Linked DNA regions of Homo sapiens: all the other regions are linked to region 1. Evidence: read pairs that join two places in POLR2A ChIA-PET (ENCODE). Cell type or tissue: IMR-90. All regions are shown on one strand. Links, peaks and the distances in the headings refer to the core of each region. The heading gives the core; the rest is flanking DNA. Region 1 overlaps SMTN (smoothelin). Region 2 overlaps TUG1 (taurine up-regulated 1). Region 3 holds the start of LOC105372988 (a long non-coding RNA gene).

Region 1 (7,617 bases), core at 1,756-4,255:
GCTGGGTGGCGCTGGGCCTCTCAGTAGCTCTGTCCCTTGAAATTGCAAATATGGGAGTTGACAGGCTGACTTGGAGGAGGCTCATGTTCCAACTATTCACTCATTGTGCAAGCTACGGGGCCTCTTTGTGCCCAGTGCCCTAGGTCTGGAATAACAGAATGCTGAGGGGTAGACAGCAGGGGGGAGTTGCCCCCAGGTTCCTGACCAGTCCTCCTACGGCTTATAGCACGTCGACATCCAGAACTTCTCCTCCAGCTGGAGTGATGGGATGGCCTTCTGTGCCCTGGTGCACAACTTCTTCCCTGAGGCCTTCGACTATGGGCAGCTTAGCCCTCAGAACCGACGCCAGAACTTCGAGGTGGCCTTCTCATCTGCGGAGTAAGTGTGGGCCCTGGCCCTGCTAATGTTGCTGCACATCTGGGGCTGGACATCGGGACCAGGCCCAGTTGCCCTGAGAACCCCTGGAGCGGGCCAGCCACATTGTCAGTCAGCGGCTGAGACCCCCTTCCCCAGAGAGTCCCCGTCCTTCTCCATCCCCACCCCCCCGCTGCTGAGCGTGCCAGGTGCCCGCCGGAACGAAGGAGCCGCAGGCCGGCCTACCAGCCCGGGCCAAAGCCCACCAGGTGGCCCTGTCCATATCCCCTCCATCCTCCCTCTGCCCCCTTCTCCCTCTCTCTCCCTTTCTCTGTCCTGCTCTCCTCCCACTATCACCAGAGCTTCCTGCTCCCACGGGATCCCGGCTGGAGATTCCAAAAGGAGGCTCCTGGCCCGGGCACCGTGCCCGCCCAGCCTATATAGTGCTGCCAGAGGCTTATATAGGACCTCAGCAAGCCCTCCACTTTGGAATCGTTGCCCCGTCTGCTCACCTCACCCTCAGCACCCTTCTCCATCTGTCTTCCCTTCTTTCCCCTTCTCTTTCTGGTTTCCCTCAAATTTCTTCCTCCTCCTCCTTCTCCTCTTCCTCCTCCCCCCACCTCCTCTCACGCCTCCCTCACCCCCTCTCCCCGGGGCACAGCCCTCCTCTCCAACCTTGGTGCCAACGCCATCGCCCCCACCCCGCGTTCCCGCTTGCCCCTAGAGTTCTCTGCACCTGTGACTGGTTTGGCCCCCACCCTTGTCTGCATTGCACACCATTAGTGATGGGTAGTGAGCGGCACGTCCACAGTGGGGAGGAGGCATGCGGGGGGCTGGCAGACTGCAGCACTGGAATCGTAATTGAACTCATGTCTCTGTGTGTGTGTGTGTATGTGTGTGTGTCTCTGTTTCCTCCCCTCTCTCTTCTCTGCCTCTTCCCTCTCTTCCCCACCCGGGGCCCTGGCCTCCTGCCCCCGTCCCCCACCCCTTCCCGGCCCCCTACCCTCCCCAGGACCCATGCGGACTGCCCGCAGCTCCTGGATACAGAGGACATGGTGCGGCTTCGAGAGCCTGACTGGAAGTGCGTGTACACGTACATCCAGGAATTCTACCGCTGTCTGGTCCAGAAGGGGCTGGTAAAAACCAAAAAGTCCTAACCCCTGCTCGGGGCCCCACGGTGAGAAACGCCGCCTCTACCACCTGCCCCGTTTCACCAGAATCTGCTCAGCAAGGCCAGAGAGGGTCCAGGGAGGCGGGTGGGGGAAGTAAGGGGGGCATTTAGTCAAGCCAGAGGAGCCAGACATAGCCCTGTCTTCTGGCAGTTCAGGGCCCAGCAGGTGAGACCATTCTAAATGGGCAGTGATGACCCAGGTGGGCAGCACTGTGATGGGGGAAGCCCAGGGGAGATGCCTGACCCAGGCTGCAGGTCTGGGCCCCCCATCTGAAAAAAGTGCAAACTAAGCTGGGATCTGAACAAGTTCAGGCTAAAGGAGGGAGAGGGAGTTCCAGGCAGAGGAATCAGCCTAGGCTTAGCAGGGCAAGAGAGCTGGAGAGCACAGCACATCAGGAAGGGAAGAAACTTGAGTCTGGATATGAGGGAGGAGGGGGCCACAGTTAGAAGTTTGACCTTCTGGCCGAGCACGGTGGCTCATGCCTGTAATCCCAGCACTTTGGGAGGCCAAGGTGGGCAGATCACGAGGTCATGAGTTCGAGACCAGCCTGACCAACATGGTGAAACCCCATCTCTACTAAAAATACAAAAATTAGCCAGGCGTGTGGCGCACACCTGTAATCCTAGCGACTCAGGAGGCTGAGGTAGGAGAATCACTTGAACCCAGGAGGCGAAGGTTGCAATGAGCTGAAATCATGCCACTGCACTCCAGCCTGGGTGACAGAGCGAGACTCCATCTCAAAAAAAAAAAAAAAAAAAAAAAAGTTTGACCTTCCTCCTGAGGACAACAGGAGTTATAAAGGGTTTCCAAACAGAGAAGGGATGGATATAGCATTCTAGGACCTTCCTCGGATGAGGCTTGGATGAGAGATGGGATGGACTAGATGACTGGAATAGCTTAAGAGCTAGAGAGACAGGCTTCCCAATAGATCTGGTTTGGAGAGGGAGAGGGAAGGTCAAGAAGTCTGCCAGGCTCCTGTGTGGGCACTGGGGAGTTGGTGGTGCCATACTCCAAAGTGGGGAGCTCAGGAGCAGGACCAGTTCAACAGGAAGATGTTTCTGGCTGGGGACTCTGGATCCTAAGCCAGCTGTGGCATTTCCTCTCTGGTCACCTCACCTCAGTACCAAAGTAAAGAATTCAGATCCTAAACTAACTACCCCATTACAGACAAGGAGCTCAGAGAGAGACGTGGGCTAAGACTGTCCTGGGGGTGGGAGGGAGAGGGAAGATGGTTAGGTCAGAGCTGGGGCCAGAAACTGAGACTCCAAACTCCCCACTTAGTGGCTGTTTTCCTTGCCCCATCACTGTGTTCCCGCCCATTTTGTAGAGAGGATTGAAAATAGAGGCCCAGAAGGAGCAAGGGGATTGGCTGAAGGAATGTGAGTCAGTGACAGGTAGGGGCACACTCAGATGCCCCTCAGGGCCTGGAGCCATTGTGGGGGGCAGTCCACATGTGCACACACACACTCAGAGAAGGAGCACAGATGAGTGGCGGATGGGCTTGGTGCTATCTCCAGATCATATATGGACTTAGGAGCTGCTGCCCAGCAAGCCAGCTTGGAGGGAGAGGGGCCCAGCCCAGCCCTGATCCAGTTGGAAAGTGTGACTCAGCCGTGCTGTTGCTCAAGTTGCCTGGTGTTTGGCCTGTCACTGGGGCAGCCTGAGCCCTGAGCCCTGAGCCCCAGTGTAAACAATGGCTTTATAAGGTCTCCAGGGAAGGGAGTGGGGCGGGAGGGAGCACCAGGTTGGAGAGGGCGGTCGGGATCCCCAGGACGATAGCCACAGCTGGAAGAAGCTTCAGAGAGAGGCTGCCTTTGCATCATGGTACAGCTCGGGAAACAAGCCCAGTCTGGGATAGGGATGACCCTAGGGGCACGTGGCACATCAGCAGCAGACCCAGAACCCTCTCACTCATCCTAAATTCTTGTAAGGTCTCAAATGAGATAGAGAATAACTGTCCTGTTCTAAAGAGGGGGAAACAGTCATAGAAAAGGGCCTTATCTAGCACCCACAACTGGTTAGGGATACAGTCTGGACTAAAACAGAGGTGTTCGGTGTTCTGCCTCCCAGGTTTCTTCTCTGAAGGAGTCCAGGTGAGCTGGGGGTAGGCCCAGCCCTACCACAGTTCTGAGTTTGTCCATAAGGGCACGAGATGGGAGGTGGTCTTGGGTTCTCAGGTGTCTTGAGAATAAGGAGCAATTGTTGCCATTATGCCTTCCCTGCCATAGGAAACTCATTCAGCAACATTGAATGCTTGCTATGTCCCAGGTATGGCAGATAGGAGGGATCAAGGCAGAAGAGGTCTTGCTCTGGGGGTTGAGGGACAGGGGAAAAGGAGCCAGAGAGCAGACTCCAGCTTCAGAGCTCTGGGAGCTGTCAGTTGCTTAATAGGCACAACCCACTCACTCCAGAGTGGGGAAAAGGCTTTGCCAACACCCAGAACTGGGGGCCTGGGTCCCATGCGGCCTAGCCTGCACTTACTAAGCCATGGGGCTTGAAACAAATGGCTCCTCTGCTCTGTGACTCAGTTTCCTTATCTGTGAAGGGCAGCTAGCATTCTGAAGGATGGCCAGAAGGGTGGTCCCCCCGAGCATGGCATAGATGGTCCATTGGTATTGGCTGGGATCCTCATCTGCCTCCTCTGCTCTACCCAAGGCAGGTGATAAGGGTTAGAGAACCCCTCTGCTGCCCACACGTTCCCTGGCCTCCATCTCCAGCAGCAGGGTTATCCCCACCCCCTGTCAAAGAATAGGGGTCCCTGGGCCTCTCAACAGGAAGTACCAGATCAGGCAGCTAGCAGACAATCATCGGTGGACCACAGGGCCACTAGAGTGAGACCTATCCATAGATAAAGATTGGCCAGTGATGAAGCCCATCTGGGTGCAAAGGCCGAGCTGAGAGGCTTCTACCAACTGGAGTGTGCCAGTGAGGGTGAGCAGAAGGTGGTCTCCAGGGAGAACATGGGCAGGGTTTGGAGCCAGCACCTCCCCAGGGTTGGAGGAAGCAGACCCAGGACCTGCCTGACTGGGATGGGGCTCTCTTCTGCCATCTCCGCCTCCACCTGCCTAGCTCTGCTCCCCCGCCCCGAGAGATGCCTCCAGGCTTGGGTAGATGAAGCCAGGGGCTTCCTGCCTTCCTGGAAGGCTTTTCCCTGTCTGGAGTTTATGAAAGACCAGCAGGCAATGCGGCAATAAAAAAGACCTTGGGGTAGAGGGGCGCCACGAGAGGCGGGTCTGGCGCTGACATCCAACCCCGTGCCCCCTCCCTGCAGGATGCTGGTGGACTGTGTGCCCCTGGTGGAGGTGGACGACATGATGATCATGGGCAAGAAGCCTGACCCCAAGTGTGTCTTCACCTATGTGCAGTCGCTCTACAACCACCTGCGACGCCACGAACTGCGCCTGCGCGGCAAGAATGTCTAGCCTGCCCGCCCGCATGGCCAGCCAGTGGCAAGCTGCCGCCCCCACTCTCCGGGCACCGTCTCCTGCCTGTGCGTCCGCCCACCGCTGCCCTGTCTGTTGCGACACCCTCCCCCCCACATACACACGCAGCGTTTTGATAAATTATTGGTTTTCAACGATCCTGACTCCTCTCTGCGTCTCCTGGGGGTGGGGAGGGGGTTTGAACCGAAGGCAGCTCCGCAAGGTCTCCAACTCCAGCAGGGATCCTCAGAGGTTCTTCTTCCGACCTCCCACCCCACCCGCCCGCAGCAACGAAGGAGTCGAGCCTCAGTTAAGGCAGGAGGGAATTTAGTGGAGCTGGGGAAGGAAGAAAGTGGGGTTGGGAGAACCTCCCCAACCCCATCCCTGCTGGCCCGGGGACGGGCATCGGCTCTCAGCAAGAGAAGTATTCCCGGGATGCTGAGCGCTTCATTCTGTCTCCAGGACTCAGGCAGGTAGGTCCCAGCTCCGCCGCGCCCCCGGACCTACAGGTCAGCGTGGTCCGAAGTTTCCTCTGGGGGCTTCGCGGGCGCCCACACGTACTCGGGGGGCACCTGCGCGTCGGGCGCCGCCTTGCGGTAGAAGCCGAGCTCCTGCACTAGCGCATTGATCTCTTCGCGGGTCATTTCACTGAGTGGGATGCGCTGAGGCGGAGGAGGGGCGGGGTCAGCAGGCTGGGCCTCGCCTCTGGCCTCGCCCCCAGCCCACCTCCCACGGCCTCACCTCTAGTTCCTCGTAGCGGCGGCCCAGCAGCACGAGCTCAGGGTCGGCCCCAGGGAGGTGTTTCATCACCAGGTTGTGACTGGAGGTGGTGTTAAGGAGCGGGGTGGTGGGCAGAGGGAGGTGGTGGTTTCCGCAGCCTTACTGATGGGAACAGCATTGCCTCCTTTGCTCAGAGCTTACTCTGTGCCCGGGAGGGGCCAGGGTCTCCGCTTATACGTGAGAAAATTAGGGTTCAAAGAAGTAAAGGGCCCTCCTCTCCATTCTGTGGCAGTCATCACTAGTCAATCTCTCTTGCCCACCCAACATGGAGACCACCTCAGAATCCTCTGGGAGCCACTACCAATCAATTCAACTTGTCAGTTGAAAACCATCTGCCACCCCTTTCTGAAGTTACGTGGAGATTCTCCCAGGTGCCCATCCCATTTCCCCTCCCCCAGAACAGAAGGATACTAGAATGGAATGTCCTGCGTGACGAAAGCCTTCACCTGGGGAGGAACCAGAGCATCAGAGACCATGACCTCAGTCTACTCGAGGTACAGACGAGACACTGAAGCCCAGTGAGGTCATAAAGCAAGTCAGGTGCAGGCTAGACTCTCAGCCTAGGCTAGACTCTCAGCCTAGGGATCCTTCCCCCCTCCCCGCCCCAGTCATTGGGACCATGTTGCCCACTCCCCAAGAGGCTCAGGGGGAACAGAGCTAGGGACCTCTTCCTTCAAACTCACCTCCTTTAGGCGGTTCAGCTGTCATCCCCCGCAGGTCTGGAGGGGGATAAAATGGGATAGGTCAGGAGTCCTTCACGTTTATTCCAGTCACATCCCCAAAGCCATACTTCCTTATCCCTGAGTTGGGTCGGGCTGTGAGTTATCCCCGGATCAGCAGTTCCCAAGGTCTGAAGGAAATGCTGGACCCTTGTGGGCAGAAGGGGGAACTGTGTATACAGGTGGGGAGACTCAGGCCTAGAGACACCAGGGGAAAAGAGCAAGGCCAGAGACCCACAGTGTGCCTGCCAGCCTTGGGGCCTGTACATCCTACTGGCTGTGGACTGACTCCCAATGCCCAGGGGAAATGATCACCCTGCTCCTCTTAAGCAGTAGAGACCTGGGCTTGGCCTTTGATCCCTGAAATCTCACAGTGGAGGCAGAGCAGAAGGAAACACCTCAGAATGGCCCTGGGGGCCCCCATTGGAGACACCTACCATCTGGTCCCTACTCTACACAGGCAGACCTCACCCTGCCTGCCACCTGCGGCCCAGCCCCACAGACCATGTGGTTGCTTCCCTGACATGGGAGGATGGGAGGGCTCCTCCCTGCCTTCCCTGAGGAGATGCCACCATCCAGCAGGAGTCTAGACCCCAGGACCACCCACTCCAGCCCTCCTCCATCCTACCCTCAGCCCTTTTCTTAGAGACAGGGTCTCACTATGTCCCCCAAGCTGGTCTTGAACTCCTGGGCTCAAGCAATCCTCCTGCCTTGGCCTCCCAAAGTGCTGGGATTACAGGCGTGCACCACCGGCACCCAACCATTCTACACCCTTTTGTCAGACAGAGCTGACAAAAAGCTCAGAGGCGGGCTGTGATGGTCAAAGTCACATAGCAAGACAGGGACTCCGAACGGGAATTTCCTGGTTGGGGGAGGATGGGAGGCTGCTGCAGAGTAAATGTTGGCAACCAAGTTCCCAACTCGGTTGCCCCTCCGAGTTGGCCCCCTTCCCCGGATCCTGCATATGGGAGGAGGCACCCAGAAAGTCTTCTTTCCCCCCAGGAGAAGGAAAAGAGACTTTCTGGAGCCTCCAGCCCTGGAACCGGGTCGGGGGGGAATTCCAGGAAAACATGAAGTGATGGGGGATGGGAAGTTGGGACAGGATTGGGAGTCATAGGCCACGAGAAGAGTTAGGAGACTGCGTCAGTGTGTCTGGGTGTCCGCTGTCGG
Region 2 (7,617 bases), core at 3,402-5,901, 120 kb before region 1:
ACAGTCTGACCCAACCTTGAGCTTTGTGGGTGAACATGTAATTCAGACCTCATCAATCAGCAAATCCATCTGAACTGTGGAGGAGAAGCTCTCTTTACTGAGGGTGCTTTAGCTTTGTAGGATGAAAACCTCAAACTAACAGGGCCTACCATGTAGAGAATGAAGCCAGTGCAGGGGAAAGCAGAGCCAAAATATGGAGAGACTTGAATCCTGATGACAGCGTTTGTGCCCCTGGATCCAACCGTGCCTGAAGCTAGAATATCCCCTGGACTTTTCAGTTATGTGAACCAATAAATACCCTTTTTTGCTTAAGTTACTTTGAGTTGGGTTTCTGTTACTTGAAATTGAATCCACACTAATATATCTACCAACATTGAGACTTGACAGATCCAAGTATTTATTAAGCTAGAGGTCATGGTCACTGAAATTACTTTCCAAAGTGGAAGACAAAATGAAACAGGAACTGAGGGAATATTTAAGATCCCACAGAAGCGTAAAAATGACATGGTAGAAAGTAATAGAAAACCTAAATGTCTGTCATTAAAGGATAGGTTAAGGTGTGGTTCAGCCATATAGGAATATCTCGTATCTGTTAAAATGAATAAAGTACATTCATTGTGTATGGAAAAATGGCCATGATACATTAGGTGAAACAAGTTATTAATAGAAAAGTGTACAGTGTGAACTCATTTTAAAATGTGTGTGCTTATGTTTATAAATGCATAGAAAGGTCTATTCACAGCTTTCTTTGAACAGTGTAGATCACATGAAACTTTCAACTTTATACATTTCTGTATTAATATTTTACACTACCCACATTATTTTTAAACTTTATTTTAAATAAAGAATTTTTAAAATTAAATTTAGTGCTTACTGTTTGACCTTGGCAAGTTATTCAACACTGAGCCTGTTTTATCAAATGATTTAAAATGCCTACTTTTATGTTAGTAAATATTAAATATAAATCATTCATTACTCAAGTTGACAGATTGCTATACCATTGCTTGTTTGAGAAACTCAGAGCTTAGTAATTGTTCCTTAGTTTTTTAAGCATGTCTCCTTCAAGTGAGTTTATTTGGATTATCAGAATTTTGTGGTTTTAAGGTTTATCAAAGATTATTCTAGTTCTTGACTGATGTTGATCTGCTAAGACTATTGCAGTATCCACATTAGGCAGAAAGCAGGGGGAAAGTCACTTTTTTTAAAAAATCCTTGAAATATTCTGATGTCACTGCAATTAAGGTCAATAGTGACCTTTTCATTGCTAAATCCGTTACACCTGCATCTAATATGAACTTTCAGCAGCACAGGTAACTCCCACCAGCTTCTTGAAACACTTCCCTTAAGTGCTATAATACTTTTAATTTTCTTTTCAACTTGCAGACTACTCCTTTATTGTAGGTTCTTCTCCCCATCATGTAAATATAGGTATAGTGGACATCCATTGCTTTGGCTTGCCAAAAATCACTTCCCCTTTACTTTAATCATACATCCCCACTTATCCTTTAGAAAGCTGCTCCTTCCCATTCTGTGTGGTGGTAGTGGAAATGTAGATGACAGTACTCCGGCCTCATGCCCCCTGGCTGAGGTTTGAGCAATGCAAGCTCGTTCTGTCCCACAAGGACTTTGATTCTTAAGAAAGGTGACCACAAAGTGATCAGAGTTGAGTCATTCTGATCGTAGTGTTCTAAAGAAACCATTTAAAAGTTTATGAAAGGAGATCTCCAAAGTATGCTGGCTCCTATTCTCCAAGCCTGGTTGTCCAAGTTTTCCTTTGATTGTATAAACTACCACATAGCCTCCTTAAAATAAGTTTCCTTTTTGTCAGCCAAAATGGGTTTCTATTGCTGGTGACCAAATGACTGACTAATTACAGAAATGGAGGCCGGAGAGTTAAATGGTAGGCCTTTAACCCACAGGAACATATGGAGGATCTGGAATTGATTATTGTACTGAGACAGATAATGGCACCAGCTCTTGTTCTGTGTCCCTGGGAGGATAAATCTACGAGTTAAGGGTGACAAAACAGTAATGATATCATTTCTTGTCATTTGGAATCGTGCCTGTTGAGAGTAGAATTTGGAGGGCCAGGTAATTGTTGACAATAGGACAATTTAAAGTGGATAGACTGGGCACAGTGGCTCACACCTGTAATCCCAGCACTTTGGGAGACCAAGGTGGGTGGAGCACCTTAGGTCAAGGAATTCAAGACCAGCCTGGCCACATGATGAAACCCCGTCTCTACAAAAATACAAAAATTAGCCAGGCATGATGGTTAATCATGTAATCCCAGCTACTCGGGAGGCTGAGGCTGGAGAATGACTTGAACCCAGGAGGCAGAGGTTGTGGTGAGCCAAGATCGCACTGTTGCACTCTAGCCTGGGCAACAGAGCAAGACTCCATCTCAAAAAAAAAGAAAGAAAAAATTAGCTGAGCATGGTGTTGGGTACCTGTAATCCCAGCTACTTGGGAGGCTGAGGCAGGAGAATCTCTTGAACCTGGGAAGCAGTGTTTGCAGTGAGCTGAGATTGTGCCACTGCACTCCAGCCTAGGTGACAGAGTGAGATTCTGTCTCAAAAAAATAAAGTGGATAAAGCAGGCCAGGACCACTGAGTTAGAATGGTTACTTTGATTGCATTAGCTATTTTATTTTTTTTAATTTTATTTATATATATATATATACTTTGAGACAGAGTCTCGCTGCAACGCCCAGGCTGGAGTGCAATGGTGCGATCTCAGCTCACTGCAACCTCTGCCTCCTGGGTTCAAGTGGTTCTCCTGCCTCAGCCTCCCAAGTAGCTGGGATTACAGGCACACGCGATCATGCTGAACTCATTTTTGTATTTTTAGTAGAGATGTTGGCCAGGGTGGTTTTGAACTCCTGACCTCAAGTGATCCGCCCACCTCAGCCTCCCAAAGTGCCGGGATTACAGGCATGAGCTACCGCCCCTGGCCCCGGTAGCTGTCTTAAAGTGAAGGGCATCAGCTCAAACCCAGAAACTGACCTGTGGGCATAGAATAAAATACAGGCCCTTTTTGTGGCCAGGATAAATGAATCTCGGTGCTTAAATCCACACTAGTACTTGGAGATTAATTATTCAAATTGCAAAATTACAATGCTGGTTGAATTTGTAGCATTACTAACGTCTCTTTTGTGAGAGTTAAGGTATTAATCAGAAAAGAGACTGTATAGAGTGCTGATACCTGGGAAGATTCAGAAGATTTAGAGAATCCCAATCCTCGAAATATCTCAGGAATGAAGGTTTGGGTTACCCTATTAGTCAAAAATCCCTGACTGAATTAAACAAAAAAGTATAGTCAAAGAGGAAGAGATAAATAGCAGTTATAGCCCCATAACCTGTTGGAGAAGTAAGATCTGTAGCCTCTACCCCATATCTTTTAGGTTGCCTTATTTTATTTCCCCCTCTCCTCTTTATTCATTACAGTATTCTGCCCTAACATTTCCTGGCTGAAGTTTGAGCATGATGCAAGTTAATCCAATCAGATTTCTCCTCCATTGGAGCTGAGCCATTCTAGTGGTAGTGTCCCCTCACTGATGTGTATGAGTGTGTTGGTGATGGTTAAATATATCAGGAAATCCGTAAGTTGCAGATTATCAAGATGGGGTTAAGAACTAGAGAAGAATGAGCATCACCCAGAAATCTTAGGCTTATAACTAGAAATTATTTTAGGTTATCTCCCTTTAAGAGGAAGATCTCCCTTTAGGGGGGATTATGTTGAGTGAAGGTATTAAGATTGTTCATGTTGAAGAATGCATGTCCACATAGTGTACGTTTGCCTACCCAGTGTTATCTTTTTCCCCTCTGAGAATAGCACTTCACCTTTCCTTTGGGAAACTACCCATTTCCCATGCCATGTGAGCCCAGAGGATAATGTGTAAGAGGTATATGAGTTTCTGAGAGGAATGTGAGAGGTCTTCACCTGCCCAGATTCCTGACTTAATCTTTAAGTCTTCTTGCCCTGTAGACTCTGAAAAATCTCATCCATTTCCATGGCCTTGGTTTCTAACTGTATATTGATAATTTCCAGATTCCTACCTTTGGCCTTGATATGTGTCTTGAGCTCCAGATCTGAATGCCCACCTGTACCTTGATATCCACTGCTTGATTAACACAAAGATACTCTCACCCAACATAATAAACGCTGACCTCTTCATTTTTTCCTTAAAATCTGCTCTCCAGTGTTCCCTTTGTTGGTAAATGGCACCACCCTCTACTCTGTTTCTCAAACCAGAACATGAGAGTTATTCTCGAAGCTTCCCTCTCTCCCAGAGTCCCTGTTAGTCATTAAATGATCTTGGTGTTAGCATGTAAATATATACCTTAAAACTATCTCCACTTCTATCACTTTGTCCAAGGGAACATATATCTGTTGCTGTAAGTACTATAATGCCTTTCTAGTGGTTTCACTGCCTCTATTATTGTCCCACTGCAGTCTTCTCTACAGGACAGCTAGAGTAGCCCCCCAAGAGATAGGGTATCCCTGTTGCCCAGGCTGGAATGCAGTGTCAATCATAGTTTACTGCAGCCTCAAACTCTTGGCCTCAAGCATCCCTCCTGCCTCAGCCTCATGAGTAGCTGGGACTGCAGGCACGTACCACCATGCCTGGCTGGCCATTTATTTATTTATTTATTTTGTAGATACACTATCTCGCTATGTTGCCCAGGCTGGTCTTGAACTCCTGGCTTCAAGCAATCCTCCCACTTTGGCCTCCCAAACCACTAGGATTACAGGTGTGAGCCACTATGCCCAGCCTACTTAACCTTTTAATAGTTCCCCCGGCATTTCAGAATAAAATCTAAACTCTCCTGGTTTACAAGGCTCTTCAGCTTCTCATTATCTTATTCCTCAAGCTTCATCTTTTGCCACTTCAAACAGGAACAACTCAATTTTGTATATTGGAATTTCCTGTATTATTATTATTTCATTTGAAAAAAAAGTTTCCACTTTTTTTTTTTTTTTTTTTTGAACTGAAGTCTTGCTCTGTTGCCAGACAGGAGTGCAATGGCACTACCTCGGCTCACTGCAATCTTTGCCTCCCAGGTTCAAGCAATTCTCCTGCCTCAGCCTCCCGAGTAGCTGGGACTACAACTGCGTACCACCATGCCCAGCTAATTTTTTGTATCTTAGTAGAAACGGGGTTTCACCATGTTGACCAGAATGGTCTCAATCTCCTGACCTCGTGATCCATCCCCCTCGGCCTCCCAAAGTGCTGGGATTACAGGTGTGAGCCACAGTGCCTGGCTGGGTTCCACATTTTTTAAAGCAGTGGAGATGCAAGAATTCATTAAAAGAAAGACAAAATTGAAATGATTATTCAGAACAACCCAAAAGCCTATTGCTATGAATACTGTAATTTATTTTCTTCCATATTTCTTTCCATGAAATTTTTAAAAATCTAGTATTTGTAACTGATACAGAGAGCTACAGTAAGGTGCCTAGAGAGCAACCAAATCCCTACCTCACAACATTTACAAAGATAAATACCAAAAGGACTACAGATTTAAATCTTAAAATGAAACACTAGAAGAATATTTAGGAGACTATTTTTGTGATCTTATGACATGGGAGATTTTCATAAACAAAGCAGAAAACCTACAAGCCATAAAGGAAATTACAGACATATAAGACTACATGAAACAAATCTTGGTTCTGTAAAAGATGTGATAGATTGGAGAGATATTTCCAACATAAATGACAGATCCAGGACTAATGTTGCTAATACAGAGAGTTCCTACAAATTTATAAGTAAAGTAATAATCACTAGCCATTTATTTGGTGTTTGTTTCATACTTGGCATTGTTTCAGGCACTTTACAAGTGTTATTTAATTGTCACAGTTTATGAGATAGGCAATATTATTCCTGTTTTACAGCTACGGAAACAGGCTCAGAAGGATAAAATAACTTGCCCATGTCACACAATAGGTGATAGAGCTATGACTCAAACACAGGTTGTCTGTTAGTCTGTACTTTGAACCATGATGCTCTTCAACATTTCCGTAAGCATATGAAAGATAATGAGGTCAGTGAGATGTGATGTACAACAGAGCAATGAAGTACCATTTGCCACCTATCAGATGGCAGAATTTAAAAGAGCAGTAACATATAGTGCTGGCAAGAATTAGGGTAACAAAACTTTTATACATTGTTGGTGGGCATGTAGATTGTTCCAATTTTTTTAGATGATGATCTGGCAATACTGATGCAAATTTTTAAATATACACTTTTGGACCCAGCATTCCTACTTTAAAGACTCTCAAAGAACTAAAAGCACCAAGATAAAAGGACATCAGTATGAGAAATTTACTGCAACGTAACCTGTGCTAGCAAAAAAATTTAAAAAGCAATCGATCAAAGTGGAGTGGTTGAATCAGTTATAGGACAGCTATACTGTGGAGTGTTATGCAACTGTTAGAAAGAAGACCTCTATTTCTTAGCCTGTGGCATGTCCATGATGCATTAAGCAAAACAAACAAAAATTACAGAGTAATGTATATCATAATAGCCCATTGTATGGGGTGCAGGGCTGGAAGCCCTACAAATGTATCTAAATGAACATGAAAGAAAAGTGGAAGGATACACCAAATTGAGGGGTTTGGAGAAACTTGGTGCTTTATACATACTGGCATTGTTTCACTGGTTGTGGGAGCACATCCTTTTTTTTTTTTTTAAGAGACAGTTTATTTCTAAGGGAAATAATTAAATTTTTATTTATTTTTATTTTTTTTTTTTTTGAGATGGAGTCTCGCTCTGTCGCCCAGGCTGGAGTGCAGTGGCGCAATCTTGGCTCACTGCAACCTCCACCTCCCGAGTTCAAGCAATTCTCCTGCCTCAGTGTCCTAGGTAGCTGGGATTACAGGCACATGCCACCACGCCCAGCTGATTTTTTTTTTTTTCTTTTTTTTTTAGTAGAGACAGGATTTCACCATGTTGGCCAGGCTGGTCTCGAACTGCATACTTCAAATGATCCACCCTCCTCGGCCTCCCAAAGTGCTAGGATTACAGGTGTGAGCCATAAATATAATTTTTAAAGCAATTAAATTGTACCTAGACTTTTTCAAGTTAGCATATGCTAAGGGATCAAAAAAGAGGGCAACAAAGAGTAACAGTTGGTTAACTCTTTTATATCCAGGGTTGCCTTTTGTAGATGCATGGGTTCCAGGTGACTGGCCCTCAGCCTTTGAATAGGCCACTCCCTACGACAGAGAAAGGGTTGTCCACTAGGGTGCCACTTCTAACAAAGATGTGTTGTCTCCCTGTATTTGTTCTTCCCAGAGTAAACACATTTTTCAGTTTCCCTGGCAGGTGTAACCCACTAACTAAATTTTAGCCAGTGGGACCTGAGTAACTTATAGGACTTATCCTTAAAAAGGAGTGAGCCCATCTCCTTCCTTCACCCTCCTGACTAGAATGTAGGCTTCACCCCGCTGACTAGAATTCCATGACTGGAATTTGTCACTGTTGGACCATAAAGGAGAAGGCACTCTGTGCCAGTGACGATGGAGCAACAAGTTAGAAGGAGCCTAGATTCCTGATGAATGTGAAGCCACCTTACCAGGCCTGAACTGCTTATCTCTGGACCTCGTTTACAAAAC
Region 3 (7,617 bases), core at 3,190-5,689, 900 kb before region 1:
GGGTTGGCTCCTTCTAGAGGCTCTGAGGGAGAATCTGTTCGATGCCTCTCCTAGCTTCCAGTGGTTGCTGACAATCCTTGGTGATTCTTGGCACGCAGGCCCATCACTCCAGTCTCTACCTCTGTCTTCACAAAGGTTTCTTCTCCATGTGTCTGTGTATCTCCAAATCTCTCTCTCCTTACACAGCTATCAGCCATTGCACTTAGGGCCTACTCTCCTCCAGTATAACCTCATCTTGACTTGATTACATCTACAAAGACCGGATTTCCAAATAAGGTTATATTCACAGGTACCCAGAGTTAAGACTTTTTTTTTTTTTTTTTTTTTTCCAAGACGGATTCTCGCTGTTGCCCAGGCTGGAGTGCAGTGGCGCGATCTCAGCTCACTGCAGGCTCCGCCCCGCGGGGTTCACGCCATTCTCCTGCCTCAGCCTCCCGAGTAGCTGGGACTACAGGCGCCCACCCCCTCGCCCGGCTAATTTTTGTATTTTTAGTAGAGACGGGGTTTCACTGTGTTAGCCAGGATGGTCTCGATCTCCTGACCTCATGATCCGCCCGCCTCGGCCTCCCAAAATGCTGGGATTACAGGCGTGAGCCACCGTGCCCGGCAAGTTAAGACTTTAACATACCTTTTCGGGGGACACAATCCCGCAACATCTAGTGTGTTTGTCTCTGACGAGGCTACATCTAGAAGTTGTGGTCCAGCTCATGAACCATATTTCAAGATGTACATTGAAAAAAAGCATTTGTCCTGATAAAGGTGGCCACACGGTGAAGGATCTTGCATCTGCGTGATATGAGAAATGCTACGGGAACTATGTTCAGCTTGGATCCAGGCTTTTGGAAGAGTATAATGTCCATCTTCACATGCATATGGGGCTTTCATGGTACACATAATCTGTATTGGAGGGAAGTAGATTTTGGCTCAATATAATTTTGGCTCAAGATCCAAAGGATCTTTGGATTAAGGCCATTTACTAAGGGCAGTGAACTTAAAGCAGTTGTAACTTACCTCATCCTTCACTCATCTAACAAATATGTACGAGGCCTGTTATGCTCCAGGCAGCAGGCACCAGGCCAGATGTTAGGGCAATAACAGGCATATGAAAGATACAGGCCTTGCCCTCAGGAAGCTTGCAGTCTAGCAGGCCCTGACAGGGTCCAGGCAGGCTGGGTTGGCACGTCGGTCAAATTGTTTCTTAGCTAAGGCATCATGGTCTTTATGGCCTTTGAGAGGCAATATGTAAATGAAAGTGGGGGTTTGGGGTGAGGAGTGGGAGTTGAGTGGAATGGATTTTTTTTTTTAATTTATCAGCTTACATCGGAGGAATGGATTTAAAAAAAAAAAAAGATTGAAATGAACACAAGGGCTTTCCCTGGCAGGCCACATGCAAAAAAAGTCAGCTCCTTCACACCATCACTCATGTCCAACCCTCAGTGGAGAAGTTTTATCTGCACAAGTCTCAGATTCCACTCTCCTGCTTCCCATTACAGCCTTCTCAGCCTTACCCCACCCAGCCTGAGTAACGAAGCTCAACAAACAAAACAGTAACTGCTCGGGCCAGAGCCACCTCGCTGGGAAAACAAGTTCCTCTCCCAAATCTCAGCAGACAAAATAGCCCAGGCCCTAGGTGTTTCCCCTTCTGCCTGGGACATGCAGCCAGGAAAGCAAAGCGAGAAGCTCTAAATCAAGTGTTTTCAGCCGAACCAGACCCAGGAGTAGAAGGGAGAGGCCTCCACTCTCAGCGGCTGTTCCTCCTTAATGAGCCAAAACAAAGCCGATGCCAAGGAAGTTAATCTGCCCTGAGATAGGGGAGAGCCACTCCCTGAGGTGGAGAAGGAGCTTGGGCCCAGGGCACGGTCTGGCCTAGGAGGCTGGGCCTACAGAGGTGCACACGGCCAAGATCAACCTTCCAGGTGAGAGGAGGTTCAGTCTTTCAGAAAAAGGAACCCCCTGTATGCTTGTTTGCTGCCTTTTGACCATATGAGGAGACAAATACACTATTTAAAAGATCTGTCAGCCTTACGCCTGTAATCCCAGCACTTTGGGAGGCCGAGGCGGGTGGATCATTTGAGGTCAGGAGTTTGTGACCAGCCTGGCCTATATGGCGAAACCCTGTATCTACAAAATATACAAAAATTAGCTGGGAGTGGCGGCGCATGCCTGTAGTCCCAGCTACTCAGGAGGCTGAGGCATGAGAATCGCTTGAACCCAGGAGGCAGAGGTTGCAGTGAGCCAAGATTGTACCATTGCACTCCAGCCTGGACAACAGAGCAAGACTCTGTCTCAAAAAAAAAAAAAAAAAATCTGTCATTGGTGCTTGGAAATGCCTGGCACTCAACACCAAGGAGGTCTCGAAAAACATCTGGAAGAGATCATGGGGTTCCTGCCCCCACTGTCCATCCTTCCCCTGCTTCTCTGCACAAGTGCACATAGCCTCACCCAAGCACACATGGGTACATGTGTACACATACAACAGCACACATACATTCACCCTTCCGGCACATGCATCCTCACACATGTATACGTGCATGTGCACACATACCCACATACATAAACACACTCCTATATGTGAGTATGCACACAATCCACCTTCTCACACATTCTCAAATGCACCTGTCTGCGCACACATTCTCACGCAAAACACACATGTTCTCCCTCACGCATGGCTATAAGTGCACGTGCATGCATCCTTATACACACATTCACACACAAACGTGCACTCTGTATACACACGAACCTGCACCTTACATCTTCACACATGTCCATGCGTATAGGTTAATGTACACGTTTACCCTCATACACAAGCACACACATACATGCATTTTCACACATGCATATGTGTGCACACATTGTCATAGTGCCTTCACACACATGCACACACACATGTGCATCCTCACATACATCCTCACACCTACATACCCCCCATGCCCTATACTTGGGTGAACACTCATCCTCTCATACACAAAGCCCTTTTGAGCTGATGCTTCTCCCAGAGTTAATTTGACTGTCTCCTCCATGACAAGGAGGGGCCAGTGACTGGGTCTGGTTTCCATTTGGAGCTCGCAGCCTGGCACCCAGCTTGACAGACAGATGGTAGCAAAGGCCCATAGCCCCAGGTCACCCACGGGCCCCAGAGGAGTGTTCCTGCCATCCATCCATCACCCAAGAGCCAGCACCCTGGAGTTGGATCAGTGTGGTCCTCACAGTAGCTTGGTGACCATGAATAAGTTTCACAGCCTGAGTCTTAGTTTTTCATCCAAAAAGGGTGGTTAACACTTATTTCATGGAGTTGAGAAGGCTAAGATGACAGAGGTGAAGTGGCCACACATAGTAGGTGATCAGGAAAGAGCTCTTTCAGGCGGCTGCCCTGGGCCACCAGAACTCCCTGGCCACCATTCTCCAGGGCCCCAGGCACACTGGGGTGGGAACTAATGAAATCCAAATGTGAAACTCTAGGCCTTTCATGTGGTTGCTGGTCAGAAGCACATTTGATAAGGTGTCCCGGCTGTCCTGGCCGTCCCTACATGAAGTCTGTCTAGCCAAGGCATTTCCAGGGGTCTAATGAGAAGGGAACTGTGGTTGGGTGATTTCGAAGGTGATGGGAAAGACGTTGTTTTTCATTTATAAAGCTGCCAGGGCCAGTTGGGGAAAAGCAGAGGAAAGGGAAACTACAAGAAAGTAGATCCAAAGAAACAGAACCTGAAAGAGCTCCCCAGGCTGCTGCCTAGAACATCTGGAACTAAGCTAATGGGCATGGAGGGAGAGCAGCTGCCAAGCCATCTCTTGGCACGAGCTCTGAGAGCCGCCTGAGGGAGCTGGAGCAGACGCCGTGGGACTTTTCCCCTGAGTTATTGCAGCTTCCTCCTGGAGCCGGCCCGGGGTGGCGGCTCAAACATGGAAATGTGGTCTGAATCCTCTTCCCAGCAACCGCTGCTGGGCCTCAGTTTCTCTCTGTGAGGCGGGCAGTTGAGCGAAATGAAATTATAATATTTAATTATAATATTGCGAGTGTCAGACACTGCGCTGAGTTCTGCATGTGGATCCTCTTAATCCTTAAAACAACTCCAGAGGTGGCAATGATTGCACCCACTTTACAGATAGAATAACTGGTCAGAGAGGGTGTGTGTGTGTTACCTAAGGTCACGGAGCCAGCAAGGGCACCGGGTGAGAATTTGAACCCAGAGCCACTGGCTTCCTAACCACAGCGCTCTCCTGCTGAGCAGGGACAAGTACTCATCTTCCCAGCTCTCCCTGCAGTCAGGGAGCCAGAACACCCTGGGACCGGAAACTGCTGCCTGGATGACCTCAGCCAGCTACCTCGTTTCGCAGACGGGGAAAGTGAGAACCAGAGAAGGCCGGTGACTGGCCCAAGGTCACGTTGTGTCCCATATCCTCCTCTCATTCCCGGACGTCCAGCTCCCCAACAGCCCCAGCACAGAGCTGGGGAAAAATCTTCAGAGACATCCCCTTGGGAAGACAGCTGGAAGGCAGGGCTGAGCCGGGGTCATTTGTGACCCAGCGGTGAGGTGATGAGGTACTGACGAAAGTACTGTATTTCCCCCTTTTGAGAAACGCTTTGGCATCAGATGAGTCTTGGGGGAGGGAGGAGAGGAATTTGGCAGGGATCTGGTTATAAGCCATCTGGAGGGTGGCGTGAGGACCGGAAAAGCCGCTGCCCGTTCTGTTTGGTCTCATCCCCTGAATGAGGTCACTGAATGTGCACGGGAGGCTCAGCGCTGCCCCACTCCAGCCTGATGGAGAAATCCTACCCGAAATCCCAAAGCAGGGCAGGGACATTCCCACCAGATACTTTTGCAGCCTTTGTCCTGTGGGACGAAGCAAGGGATGATGACACACTCGCCTGCCCACCCGGAAGTGAGTCTCAGGTCATTGCATCAGAAGGGTGACAACCTAACACAAGTCATTGCTAAGCAACTCTCGCGTGCTCAGTATTCACATTTTCTTGCTTCATTCTGACCACTACACTGCACAGGAGCCATTATTCTCACCCCCCGCCTCCATTTACAGATGAGGACACCGAGACCCAGAGAGTTTTTTGTTTTGTTTTGTTTTTTGAGATGGAGTCTTGCTCTGTCACCCAGGCTGGAGTGCAATGGCACGATCTCAGCTCACTGCAACCTCTGCCTCCTGGGTTCAAGAGATTCCCTTGCCTCAGCCTCCTGAGTAGCTGGGACTACAGGCACCTGCCACCACACCCAGCTAATTTTGTATTAGAGATGGGGTTTCACCATGTTGGCCAGGCTGGTCTCCAACTCCTGACCTCGTGATCCACCTGCCTCAGCCTCCCAAAGTGCTGGGATTACAGGCATGAGCCACCGCGCCTGGCCTGTTTTATTTTTTGTTTTGTTTGTTTGTTTTGTTTTGTTTTCAGAGATAGGGTCTGGCTTTGTTTTCCAGGTTAGGGTGCAGTGGTGCGACCATAGCTCACTGTAGCCTCAAACTCCTGGGCTCAAGCAATCCTCTCGCCTCAGCCTACCAGGAACTGGAACTACAAATGCATGCCACCATCCCCAGCTAATATTTTTCCTTTTTGGAAAAATGAAGTCTCACTATGTTGCCCAGGCTGGTCTCAAACTCCTGGGCTCAAGTGATCCTCCTGCAGTGCTGGGATTACAGGCATGAGCCACTCTGCCCGGCCAATCTCAGAGAGTTTTGATGAAGTTACAAAATTCTGACCATGGAGCCAGAACTCAAATCTAGGTATGTGAGGTCTGAGCCCAGGCTTCCACCAGGGCCACTGTGCTGCAACTGCCACCACTTCCTGGCACCTCAAGTGACACCCGAGCATCATTCAAGGGAAATGGCCCATATCCCGGCAATTCCCCCACCCGCCCCACTTTCTTCTCTGAATTAGGGACTTCGGCAGAGACAGAGCCCCAGCAGCCTCCACCCGTCCCCTCGTGTCGGCCTTGCTCACCCACGGATGAGTCAGTTGGAATGTTTGGACATCCCAGCTCAGCGGCTGTGGTACCAGGAGCTGTCAGGAGGCGGGAATGCAGAGAATGTGGCTCACTGTGCTCCCGCCCGCCCAGGCTGAATCCGCAGAGAGGTTTGGAAGGTGAATGACACAATGTTTGTCAAGGGTTTGGGACGACAGGTGCATGTGAAGATGAGGACAAAGACTGATTCTTTTCTTGGGGCTGCCAGCACAGTTTCGCATCCCTCCCACACATGTCCGCATTCCAGGCCCAGACACTCCGTGCCCTGGGCTCCTATGAAGGGCAAGAAACCACTGATTAGGAAGCAAGAAGAAGAAAAAGAAATGTCCCAGGCTCTTAAAAGAAAGAGTGTTTGACCTCTTTACCCAAATGCCATCCTGAAACACAGCTTTTTTGTTTTTCGTTTTTTTTTTCTTTTAGAGACAGGGTCTTGCTCTGTCACCCAGGCTGGAGTGCAGTGGCACGCTCACAGCTCACTGCAGCTTCCAACTCCTGGGCTCAAGCGATCCTCCCGCCTCAGCCTCCCAAAGCACTGGGATTACAGGCGTGAGCCACTGCACCAGGCCCTGAAACACTGCTTTGATTCTGTCTCTCTCCTACTCAGATGCCTTTGTGCAGGCCGACAATCTTTTCTGGTGTCTTCTCTGTGCGGGGCTGTGTCTGGGCACTGAGTAGACAGTAGTGAAGAAGATGATGATAGTCCTTCCCCAGGGAGTTTCCTTTCTGGAGAGAGGTTCAGATAATTAAAAAGTGAGTGCGCTCACGCCTGTAATCCCAGCACTTTGGGAGGCCAAGGCGGATGGATCACAAGGTCAGGAGTTCGAGACCAGCCTGGCCAATATGGTGAAACCCCGTCTCTACTAAAAATACAAAAATTAGCCAGCCATGATGGTGGGCACCTGTAATCCCAGCTACTCAGGAGGCTGAGACAGGAGAATCGCTTGAACTCGAGAGGCGGAGGTTGCAGTGAGCCGAGATTGCGCCATTGCACTCCAGCCTGGACGACAGAGCGAGACTCTGTCTCAAAAAAGAAAAGTGAGTGTGTGATTACAGATGAGCAGTGTGGGGGAGGAAACAAACTAGGTCTATGATGGAAATTAGGGGAATGGGGTTCCTTTAAAATGAAATCAAACTCCGAGAGCTGCGTGCTGCCTAAATGTGTCACCTCACTGCCCACTGAACACACCATATTTTTCTGCCTCACTGCCTCAGTTCCTGTAATCTCCCCATCCGGGTTCCTTTTTCCTCCCACCTTTCCAGAGTCTGTGCTGCCCACCCCGCCATCCAGAAACTTCCTTGCCCACTTAGGGCTCTGCCCTGTGGATATAAGGTCACCTTCTCATCTCTCTCCCTTCCTATGGGAAGCATAGTTATCTCATGCACCAAGGCTGCGTGAGAATTCCCTCTGACACAAGGGCCCCAGAATCTTTTATTTTGGTGCCAGGCACTGGGGAGATGCAAAATAAATAGTTCTTTAGCAAATGAGCATCCCCAGACTCTGGCTGACTGTGGAAGGTCTGGAGAATGAGCAAAGAAATCGCGTTTAAGAAATGCTCAGTGCAGGAGCCAGCCTGGACCGTGTGGATTCAGGAGGTCCACATCACATGCACGCTGTTCAGGAAGGAGGAAGGGCTAAGGGTAGGAACTGTTTGAT

The links. Peaks named below come from ENCODE experiments on the same cell type or tissue, not always from the same donor. Only the 100,000 strongest peaks of a DNase experiment are listed, where the experiment ranks them.
Region 2: POLR2A ChIA-PET joins it to region 1 with 7 read pairs; 5 of 35 experiments call an interaction of 5 or more read pairs at or near these places.
Region 3: POLR2A ChIA-PET joins it to region 1 with 7 read pairs; 1 of 35 experiments calls an interaction of 5 or more read pairs at or near these places.

Annotation. Positions count from the first base shown.
Region 1 is chr22:31,099,519-31,107,135 of GRCh38, forward strand. It overlaps SMTN (smoothelin), which reads left to right. Exons shown (of 21, transcript NM_134269.3): 19 at 227-378; 20 at 1,367-1,531; 21 at 4,798-5,106. The coding sequence ends at 1,511. It overlaps SELENOM (selenoprotein M), which reads right to left. Exons shown (of 5, transcript NM_080430.4): 2 at 6,412-6,447; 3 at 6,140-6,174; 4 at 5,690-5,768; 5 at 5,259-5,610. The coding sequence ends at 5,452. Among named protein-coding and RNA genes, the nearest start is that of SELENOM, 4.2 kb to the right of the region's middle. RefSeq lists enhancers at 4,284-5,234, 6,734-7,506. In IMR-90, for the core only: no CTCF peak of the experiment used is centred there; a DNase peak (open chromatin) is centred at 3,163; H3K27ac peaks cover 2,078 bases.
Region 2 is chr22:30,978,534-30,986,150 of GRCh38, forward strand. TUG1 (taurine up-regulated 1) reads left to right here. Exons shown (of 3, transcript NM_001396518.1): 3 at 1-862. Among named protein-coding and RNA genes, the nearest start is that of TUG1, 13 kb to the left of the region's middle. In IMR-90, for the core only: no CTCF peak of the experiment used is centred there; no DNase peak of the experiment used is centred there.
Region 3 is chr22:30,201,107-30,208,723 of GRCh38, forward strand. LOC105372988 (a long non-coding RNA gene) reads right to left here and starts at 6,088. Exons shown (of 3, transcript NR_188588.1): 1 at 5,942-6,088. It also overlaps a transcript of HORMAD2 not described here. RefSeq lists enhancers at 4,624-5,823, 5,678-6,299. In IMR-90, for the core only: no CTCF peak of the experiment used is centred there; DNase peaks (open chromatin) are centred at 3,785 and 4,725; H3K27ac peaks cover 2,500 bases.